2 separate regions of the Homo sapiens genome follow, and region 2 is linked to region 1. The links are chromatin contacts, found by Hi-C in ENCODE. All regions are on one chromosome and are shown on one strand. Each heading gives the region's core, a stretch centred on a gene start or an enhancer-like site at or near the end of the contact. The rest is flanking DNA. Distances are from core to core; before and after follow the strand shown. Region 1 overlaps GALNT18 (polypeptide N-acetylgalactosaminyltransferase 18). Region 2 overlaps GALNT18 (polypeptide N-acetylgalactosaminyltransferase 18).

What was found. A loop is a pair of places that touch in the nucleus more often than their neighbours do. Pooled maps may share reads with other maps.
Region 2: a loop to region 1 is called in a pooled map of right lobe of liver, with 1.8 times the contacts of the local background. The contact joins two enhancer-like sites. A Hi-C loop is called at or near these places in 1 of 50 pooled maps.

What each region holds. Positions count from the first base shown.
Region 1 is chr11:11,458,939-11,463,506 of GRCh38, reverse strand. All of the region lies in intron 1 of GALNT18 (polypeptide N-acetylgalactosaminyltransferase 18), which reads left to right. Among named protein-coding and RNA genes, the nearest start is that of CSNK2A3, 110 kb to the right of the region's middle. Within about 2 kb of position 1,931, at least 5 of the 41 ENCODE cell types and tissues checked have a DNase peak (open chromatin) inside an H3K27ac peak, as active enhancers do.
Region 2 is chr11:11,576,430-11,580,997 of GRCh38, reverse strand. All of the region lies in intron 1 of GALNT18 (polypeptide N-acetylgalactosaminyltransferase 18), which reads left to right. Among named protein-coding and RNA genes, the nearest start is that of GALNT18-AS1, 8.7 kb to the right of the region's middle. Within about 2 kb of position 1,792, at least 9 of the 41 ENCODE cell types and tissues checked have a DNase peak (open chromatin) inside an H3K27ac peak, as active enhancers do.

The sequences.
Region 1 (4,568 bases), core at 682-3,181:
GGGACGTGTAAGCAGACCTCAACCTCGCTGGGGCCCTGGCTCGTATTTATCCTTCTGCACTGTACACTACATTTAAAGAATCAGATGTGGGCTAGTTAACTGAATAATATTTCTTCTCACAAGTTTGTTTTTGTAAGTGTTCTTTTCTCATCTTTGAAATGACACATTTTTAATGCTCTTGCTATAAGCAGTGAGCAACCACTTGGGACTAGAAGAATCTGTTTTCAGGATGAGCTTTTGTAGGCTGCTGCGGGCTTCTGGAACTCTCTCTCTCTCTCTCTGTGTGTGTGTGTGTGTCTGTCTGTCTGTCTGAGTGTGTATGTCCATGTGTGAGGATACAGCCAGTGATAACTGAGGGAAGCAGGAACCCTGTTCTCTTGTGGGAGACTGTACTAATAGTTCCAGGGTCTTGTGATTGATATCCTCTCTCTCCACACTGCAGAGCACTGCTTACCCTCCCACCTGCCTGTCCTGTAGGGGCAGGTGCATGCTATACATCTAGACCCAGGCACCAACACAGTTAAGGGGTCTCTGAGAGAGGAGGTTTGCTGGTGTGCCCAGGGCTCAGGCTCTGGGGTTTGGCTGACACCCCAAATACTTGTTCTTTGAGCAGATTGCCTTTCCCCAGAGCCATTTTGCAGGACCCCTCCCGGGTGGTGGAGGGAGCACTGAGCAGGAATGAGGGCATTAAGACCCTTTTTTACTTCCCGGTCCTAGAATCAGCTGCTGCCTGGCTGTGTGACTTCAGGTGGTTCCATTGAACATTCTGCTTCTGAGTGAAAGCCACCAGGCCCTGTGTAAGCCACAATCAGTGATCTGAGCACCTTAGAATTGTGACATTTTAGGGCATGAAGGGATCTTAGAGATCACCTTGTGTTTACTGATGAGAAAAGGGCAGCCTAAAGAAAAGGAAGGGCCGGGTGCGGTGGCTTATGCCTGAAATCCCAGCACTTTGGGAGGCTGAGGCGGGTGGATCACTTGAGGTTAAGAGTTCGAGACCAGCCTGGCCAACATGGTGAAACCCCACCACTACTAAAAAAATAAAAAATAAATAAATAAAAAATTAGCCGGGTGTGGTGGCAGGAGCCTGTAACCGCAGCTACAAGGGAGGCTGAGGTGGGAGGATCCCTTGGACCCAGGAAGTGGAGGTTGCAGTGAGCTGAGATCATGCCACTGCACTCCAGCCTGGGCGACAGAGCAAGACTCCATCGCAAAGGAAAAAAAAAAAAAAAGAAAAGACTTTGCCACAGCCACACACTGAATGTACTGAGAGCCAAGACTAGGAAGTTCCTCCTCTACAGCTGAGATTCTCAGAGTGGGGACCGTGGACCGGCAGCCTTAGCATCCTCTCATAACTTGCTAGAAATGCACGATCTCAGGCCTCCCCTCAGACTGCTGAATGAGAAACTCTGGGGTGGGACCCCACGATCTGTAATCTGACTGCCCTCTGGGTGAAGTCTGATGCTTGCTGCTGTTCCTACAGCACCCCGCTTCCCTTTAAGACCAGAAGAAAGAAACTGGAAACAGGCAGGCTTCCTGGGAGAGGCTGTTTGAGACAGGGGAGCACATGATAGAGTAATATTACAGATGAAAGGTACATATGATTTTTGCAGCTTCATTCAGGCTGCAGGTTTCCCAAAGCAAGGACTCTTGTAGCAGAGCCTTGAAAGGAGTCATGGCGTCTGGCATTGTTCTGGGCTGCAGGCTGTCCTACTGGCAAGGGCCACACTGCTTTCTCCCTGTCTAGCCCAGCTGTTCCCATCCGTGTGTCTGTGTCAGGGAAGCATGCCTCTTTAACATTAGCAGGGTTGGTCCGGCTTGTTCATTCCAATAGATTGATGTGTGGAAACACTGGGAACACTGTTTTATGTGTGAACAGTGTAGTGTATATTTAGAAGTCCGGGTGTCAGCTCCGGGCTGTCAGCTCGGTGGCGGGCGGGAGCGGGGGGGATAACGGTATGTGCTTCAGAGTTTATTATATCTCTCCTAGGCAGAATTCTAGCTTTAAAGGTTGCTTTAAAGTAGCAAGTAATGGCACATATAAATTCTGATTCCTAAGATACAGACATTTGTCACTCTCTAAAATGAGTTTTTTCACATGTACTTTATATAGTTGGCATGGAGTGTAAAAACTTGACCCTTTAATAGCAGCTTTCATTCTGCATAATTTCTAATCAAGGCTATTTCCACTTCTGTGAGTGTGTGTGCACATGCTGAGCCCTGCTGCTCCTACCTGCACCAGCCATCCTAGCCGCACACTCAGACACACCCAGGCCCAGAAGTCCCCCTTGCAGGGGAGGAAAGACCCAGCAGTGCCAGCCCGTCAGGAGTGGAGTGGGATTTTTCTGACGGAGAGAGATCATCCTGTAGTATCTGGACTAAGCTTGCAGAGTCAGATGTCTTCCTGTCCTTTGTCTGCCATGTCAGCCCGGACTGAACTGACTCTGGTCTTTTGCTGGGACCCACCACCCTTCCTGAGTCCTAGCCCACCTAGCTGGAGTTGCCTTCCCTAACTCTTGCCAGTACCTCCCAGAGTGCAGGGCCAAATTCCTGTATCCCTGGCTGTCTTAATCTGTTTTGCATTGCTATAAAAGAATACTTGAGACTGGGTAGTTTATAAAGAAAAACAATTTTAACATTTTTTCTCAGAGGGTTCTGAATCCCCCCTCCCCAAATAAAAGCAACAACAAACTAACAATAGAACTGCAGCTTTAGGGAGTTTTGAAAGCCACACTTAAGAGTAGCCAAATACCAACACCGAAGTCCAAAGAACAGTAGCAGGAAGCCAGTTGGACACTATAATGATTCCGTCTGTGTGGGTCAGGAAGAAACAGGGAGGCAGGAGGGCGACTGCCTCAGTCCCTGCTTTGCACCAGCTAGGGCTCTCCTTTCTACCTTGTTAGTGAGTGTACGAGGGAGGAAAGGCCAAAAGGGCTTCAAGGTCAGGGAGGAGTGGGCAGAGATAAGGCTCCTTCACAGCTCATGGCCACCTGCAGCCCTCAGGTGCGCTGCACCTTTGGAGAACTTGGATGACAGCCCTGCCCAGATTGTACGGGGTGTGTTCACACTCAGTGAGTGTTGGGGTGGACAGAGCCATTTTGCTCAGAGTAGTGTTGGACATGGTAGGCTCTTTGCAAATGTCAGCTATTGGTATTTTGCCTCACTATAACCCTGTGAGTGAAGTATTAGAATCTCTTTTTAATAGATGGGAAAAGCCACACAATGATTGGACTCTTGCTATGGTAGCAGAGTAATGGCCCCTCAAAGATGTACACATCCTAATCCCTGGAACCTGTGAATATGTTACCTTACATGGCAAAAGGGAACTAAGGTTGCATAGGGAATTAAGGTTGTGAATTCAGCTGACTTTTAAAGAGGGAGAGTAGCCTGTATTGCCCAGGTGTGCCTAACGCAACCGTAGGGGTCCTTGAATGTGGCAGAAGGGGCTGAAGAGAAGGTCAGAGTGCTGCGATGTGGGATGGACTTGACCCACTGTGGTGGGCTTTGAAGACGGAGGAAGAGGCCATAAGCCAAGGAATGCAGGCAGCCTCTGGAAACTGGGAAGAGCATGGAAACAGAATCTCTCCTCCAGAGCTTCCAGAAAGGAGAATGGCCCTACCAACACCTTGATTTTAGCCCGGTGAGATGCCTGTCAGACTTCTTACTTTCAGAACTGTAAGATAGCATGTCTGCATTGTCAAGCTACTAAGTTTGTGGTTTTTGCTAGAGCACCATAGGAAACTATTAATACACTTTACCACCTATCTGATGGTTTGCTAAGCACTTTCGGGGTGTCCATCATCTCACTTAATCTTTGCAACAAGCTTAGACATAGACATTATTATCCACATTCGACAGCAAGCTGAGCTTCAGAGAGGTTTAAGAGCTTGATGAGGGTCACACAGCCAATCCAGGGCAGAGGTGCCTCCAGAGCTCCTCAGTCTGGTGGGCTCAGCCCCTAATGGAGTCTGCACTTGGCCTTGCAGTGGGACATCTCTTGGATGGCAGACCCCACCCTACTTTGGGCTGAGGCACCCTGAAGAAGCCTCTCTTCTTCCCTGCAACACTGTTCAGGTGTCAGAGGAAGCCATCCTAGATTTCCTTTGCCATGCTGAATAAAGTCCTCGCACAGAGGATTTTAATGGTGTTGGACCTGAGACTGTCAGGGCTCCTTCCTCCTGATTGGTTCCAAGCTCTTTGCTGTCAGATTCCACTTCGTTCTTTTGGCAGCTCTGAGGATTCCAGGAAGAGAAAGCCTAATTGTGGGGACCATTGGCAAAAGACCTTCGGCTCATGTTTGAATGCAACTCTAGAAACAGAGAAGAAGGGAAGCCCTCCATCAACAGAATAGTGCATTTACTTACCATTATTAGGGCACTTGACATATTCAAGGATGTTTTCAAAAATCTGAAAATTGTCCTTTGGGAGCCTAATCACAAGCAGAGGCATAACATCTTGCTTTGCTGGATATAAGAAGAGTACCGCTATGATGTGCCGAAGTCCCCCTTCTCGCTCAAGTAAAACGCAAACACTGGCTCCATCTTACAGAAGACAAGCAGGGCCCAGGG
Region 2 (4,568 bases), core at 543-3,042, 120 kb before region 1:
AGCAGGCTTCAGGGTGGCACCGTGGAGGATGACACAGTCTTTGGCAACCTTTCACTAAAGTGCCTTGTGCCGGAGGACGGTGGAGATTACAAAAGTCACAATGCCACTGCCTAGTCCAGGGTAGGTTAGAAATAACCCTGGATCCTGTGGCTACAGAACTGCCCTTGGAGATGCTTCACAGCTGGTAAAGAGCTGTCCATCCTCTGCCCTAATCCCTGCTGAGCCCAGGAGTGAGTTAGGGATGGAGGCAGCCCTGCTATGGTGTGATGACCCTTGGTGTGGGCAGGGCCAATGGTCACTGGAACATGCTGGCATGGCCATATGGGCTGTCTTGACCAACATCTGTTCAGATTGGTTGGGTGTTCTGCATGGGCAGTGCCCATCTGTTCCAGTTGTTAAGTATTTTGAATAGTATTTCTGTGCGGAGGTCTCATTAATCTACAACTCCAGTGGCTGAGCTACCTGGCCACAGAACTGTAGACATTTGCACTGGAAAAATGAGGAAGAAGAGTTCAGTAGCAGGATGCGGAAGGGAGGGATTTTAAGTGGAGGAACAGTCTGGGCAAAAGCCGGGAAACATGAGAAGCCTGGGATGTTCATGGCTACATCTCAGGGACGGTCTTAGGAAAGCAAATTTGATGAGGAGGACCCAGGGCTAGTCTTTGGGGGTGGCGGGAGGGAGAAGGAATAAGATGGCACCTTCCTTGCTGTCGGATTGAGAACACATGAGGTTTGCCCTGAGTCTGCCGAGGTATTTCACCAAGGGGTTTGCATCTTGGGAACAAACTGGGAAACCTGGACCCAAACATGGAATGTGACAGGCCAAAGGTCACAATGGTGAGTTAGTGGCAACCCCAGGGTCAAAATGATTGTGAAAGAGAGTCTGTTTCACAGAGATATCTGTCTGTCTCTTTAACTCAATTTCCATTTTGCTTTTTTGTCTGAAGTTGAATAATACAGAACTTTCCACCGTCCAGACTCCCTCCACCTGGCCTTCCTCTCATCCTCTAGGAAGCCACCACACTGAGGGGTTGGGGCACATCTTTTGTTGAGTTTTCAGGTTTTCTGAAGGCATTTTATAGGAGAACTCACTGAGTCACAACTCAGAGGTTGACTACAGAATGTTCAAGCCACATTCTTCACAACCCCTGCTCCCAGGGCTCTCTCCTCACTGAAACAGAGTGAAAATGTGGAAATTAGCTCTTGAGCATTCCAGGGCTTAGCACATTGATTTATACAATTGTCTGTTGGCATGGCCTTAGAGCACACAGGAATGGGCTTAATCATTTATTCAGAAAGAGACAGGTTATCAATTAATCTTAATCGTACCTGCTCTTTCACTGCCCCTCCTCACAAGGAGCTCCAGGTGTCAGTCCCAAAGCCCAGGTCTAATCTTCACGGTTTCTGATGATGGCCTGCGATGCCCATGGGGTACCCTGGCGGGGTTCCAGAGGCTAGAGGCCTGATGGGTAGGACAGGGATAGAAACTCCCACCTCAACCCCCACCTAATCCGAGCAGCTCCATTCCATCTGTATTATATATTGAGGTTTGCATAGGAGTTTATTTGGACACACATTAAATGACGGAATTTGAAAATCACTACCTGAAGTGAGCAAGCCAGTGAGCAAGCCATATAGCCCAGCCGAGTAGCCTGCTGTCTGTCATCTTCTAGTCCTGGTCAAACCTAGAGTATGGTGACAGGTGGGGCTCGACTCAGGGCTCCCTAGATCCAGCAGACCAGGGTGGCTCAGTAAGTTCCTGAGAGCTGGCGCCATGCCACGGCTGCAGGACTGGAGCCTTCCTTTGCCATCACCGCCACTCAGCTAAACAAATGTCCAGATTCACATTTTTCTCCAGTGGGATTGTGTCTGCCCACAGCCAGTTCCCAGCCAAACCTATGTGTCTGCTGGGGTGCTGCTGGCTGGGAAACCCGAGCCGCCCTCTTGGCTGTCTTTGTTTTTTCCCTGGCTGCCCTGTGATGCTGCCCTTCCTTCTTTCCTTCCTTCCTTCCTGAAGCCAGGGGGCAAGAGAGGCCACCCCATCCCTTTTGGGTTTCCAGGGAGCCAGCTGGTCCAAGCCTCAAGTTCTTCGCTGCTGACATAGCCCTTTCCATTTCTAACAAGGCACAAGGCATCAGAAGGTGGTTTTTAGGAAAGAGCTGTTAGGGAAAGGTTGGCTGGGATTGCACCTCCCTTTCTTCTCCCCTTCATTGATTTTGCTAATGCAGCAGGAGTCCCGAAGGAAGGCAGCAGCCTGCAAGGGGATCACGTTGCCCATTTGTCCTGCGCACAGGAGGCCCGGCTGCTGCGACGCACAACCTTGACATCCCGCCTCATCTCCTGACCCGGGAGGTGGGGTCTCTTATGAAGATGCCTTGTCGCTTTTTGCTTTTTCTCTTTCTTCTTTCTGTAAAAGCCAAGCAATACATTCAACCTGGTGAAGGAAAGGATAAAAGGGAAACCTCTTCTTAATTGGCTTAAGGCCATTGCACACATTACCAGGTGCACTCAAACTGCAATTTACTTTTTAATTAAAATTCTTTTTACCTGCAGGAAAGCTGAACATTGGGCCAGTGTTCTCTTACTTGAAAAGGGTGTTTTGGGGACCAGTTAAAAGGAGAAAGTGTGGGGATTATTTGGCTTATTGAGTTTTTTTTTTTTTTTTTTGGTTCTTTTTATGTTTTTCGGCTCCTTCTCATGACTGGCTGTCTTTTGCTAGCCAGTGACCTGCAGGAGCGTCAGCCCCAGATCCTTGTACAAACCTGATGGCTGCTGGGGTTCTCCTGACTCACCTCCTCCCTGCCCTTATGCCATGGGACATTGTCAGCCTTCGTGGGAGTTCAGCACCTTCTGGGACATGTGTCACAGTCTCCTCTGTGTCTGGCTGAGGCTCGTGTGCCTGTGGGCCATGTTTTGCCCCAGGTCAATGCTGGCAAGAAAACCATTCCCTCTCGCAGTTCTGGATGAGACATTCAGAGCACTTTCATTTTAGGGAAGGGTCCTGGGGACAGTCACATTTTGGAGCTGAGGCTGGCTTTCTCCTTCTCCTATCAAATTGCTTCTTGCCCTTTTCCTGCCAAATGCCCCTGCCAATCTGTATTCCTCCCTCTCATTATATGAAACAGTTTCTTCTTCCTGGAAGCCTTGGCCACACCAATAACCACCCACGCCCTGTCTTCTTAATTCTATTTAATCACTTCCCAAACCAATGATCTTCCTAATGAAGATGCTCTCTCCCTCAAAGTGCCAGCCGGGAGCTTGTCTGCCTCCTCTTGACAAGAAGATGAGAGCTTCCCTCTTTCCTAGGGCATGGTCCCGAATCCTCCAGCCCTTCTGAATCGATTTGGGGTGTTGAGCCTAGGATTCTGTGCTTCTTCAAAAGCTCCAGCCCAGCTTCTCTGGGCTTTACTTAGGCCCCCTTGTTTAGGGGTGAGAGAATGGATGCAGGCCCTCACCAGTGACATTCTCTCTAACAAAACGGAAATTGGAGGGGTGGGGTTTTTGCACTATGCAGTGTGTGAGTGGCTTCCTTTCTGGCACACAGTGGTGACTCAGCTGCTGATATACTAGGCAGTTTTCAGAGAGTGGACGGAGAAGGTTCAGAGCTGACCTGCCCAGGAGCAGGGCTGGACAGCAGGGCTGCTCCAGCTGGTGCCAGGTTCCATTCTGGGGCCTGGGGCAATTCAGTGGCTCCCACAGTGGTCGTCTCCGCTCATCTGCTGAGTCCACCAGGGTCTGGTGGGTGTGAAGTTGAAAGATGATGACAATAATCAGAATAATGGCTACCATTACTGAGCCCCTGGAATGGGCCAGGTACTTGCTGAATGCAGCACATACGTTATTTCATTTCATCCGCACTGCAGATGTGTGAGGTAAGTATCATCATCCCCCTTTCACAGATGAGGAAACTGAGCTCAGGGCACACAGCCAGCCAGCGCTGCAGATACGTGAGCCTGCATCGAGGTGACAGTCTGACAGTCTCAAAGGCAGGAAAAAGAGTTAAACAACTGCTGAAGTCTGAGTTTTGGCCTCCATCTTGTCCTGAACAGTCGTGAAGGCCTGCCTTCAGCCAGCCACCCCATCTGCTCTGTCTCTGTGGCACTAAAGGTGTGCGTTCACACCATGAAACTGGCCCTCAGGCCATGGCCAAAGGAGAGAAATTTGTTCTGTGCGAGGGCAAAAACAAAAAAGTGATTGTTTAGAGTTCAGTTTATAAAAGCACATTCTCATGTCAGATAATGTGGGCCCCACACGCAGACCCCGATCTCATTAGTGCCATGCACTAACCCGGCTAAGGGAACAGGCCCAGCCCCTAGCCCAAGCTTCAGAGTTGGGTGGGTCTAGGGTCGAGTCCTAGCTTCATTTCCTTCCAGCTGTGTGGCCTCAATTTCCTAATCTGTGGAACGGGATAATCATCTTTCCTCCTATGGTCATTATGAAAGTTACACAAAAGTTGCACATTCAGAGTGCCTGGGATGACCTAGAGTACATGCCTGCATGTTGTAGGTGAACATTTCAACAAATGTTAATACCTCCTTACCCCTGCTCCAACCCCACTGTCCTCTCTT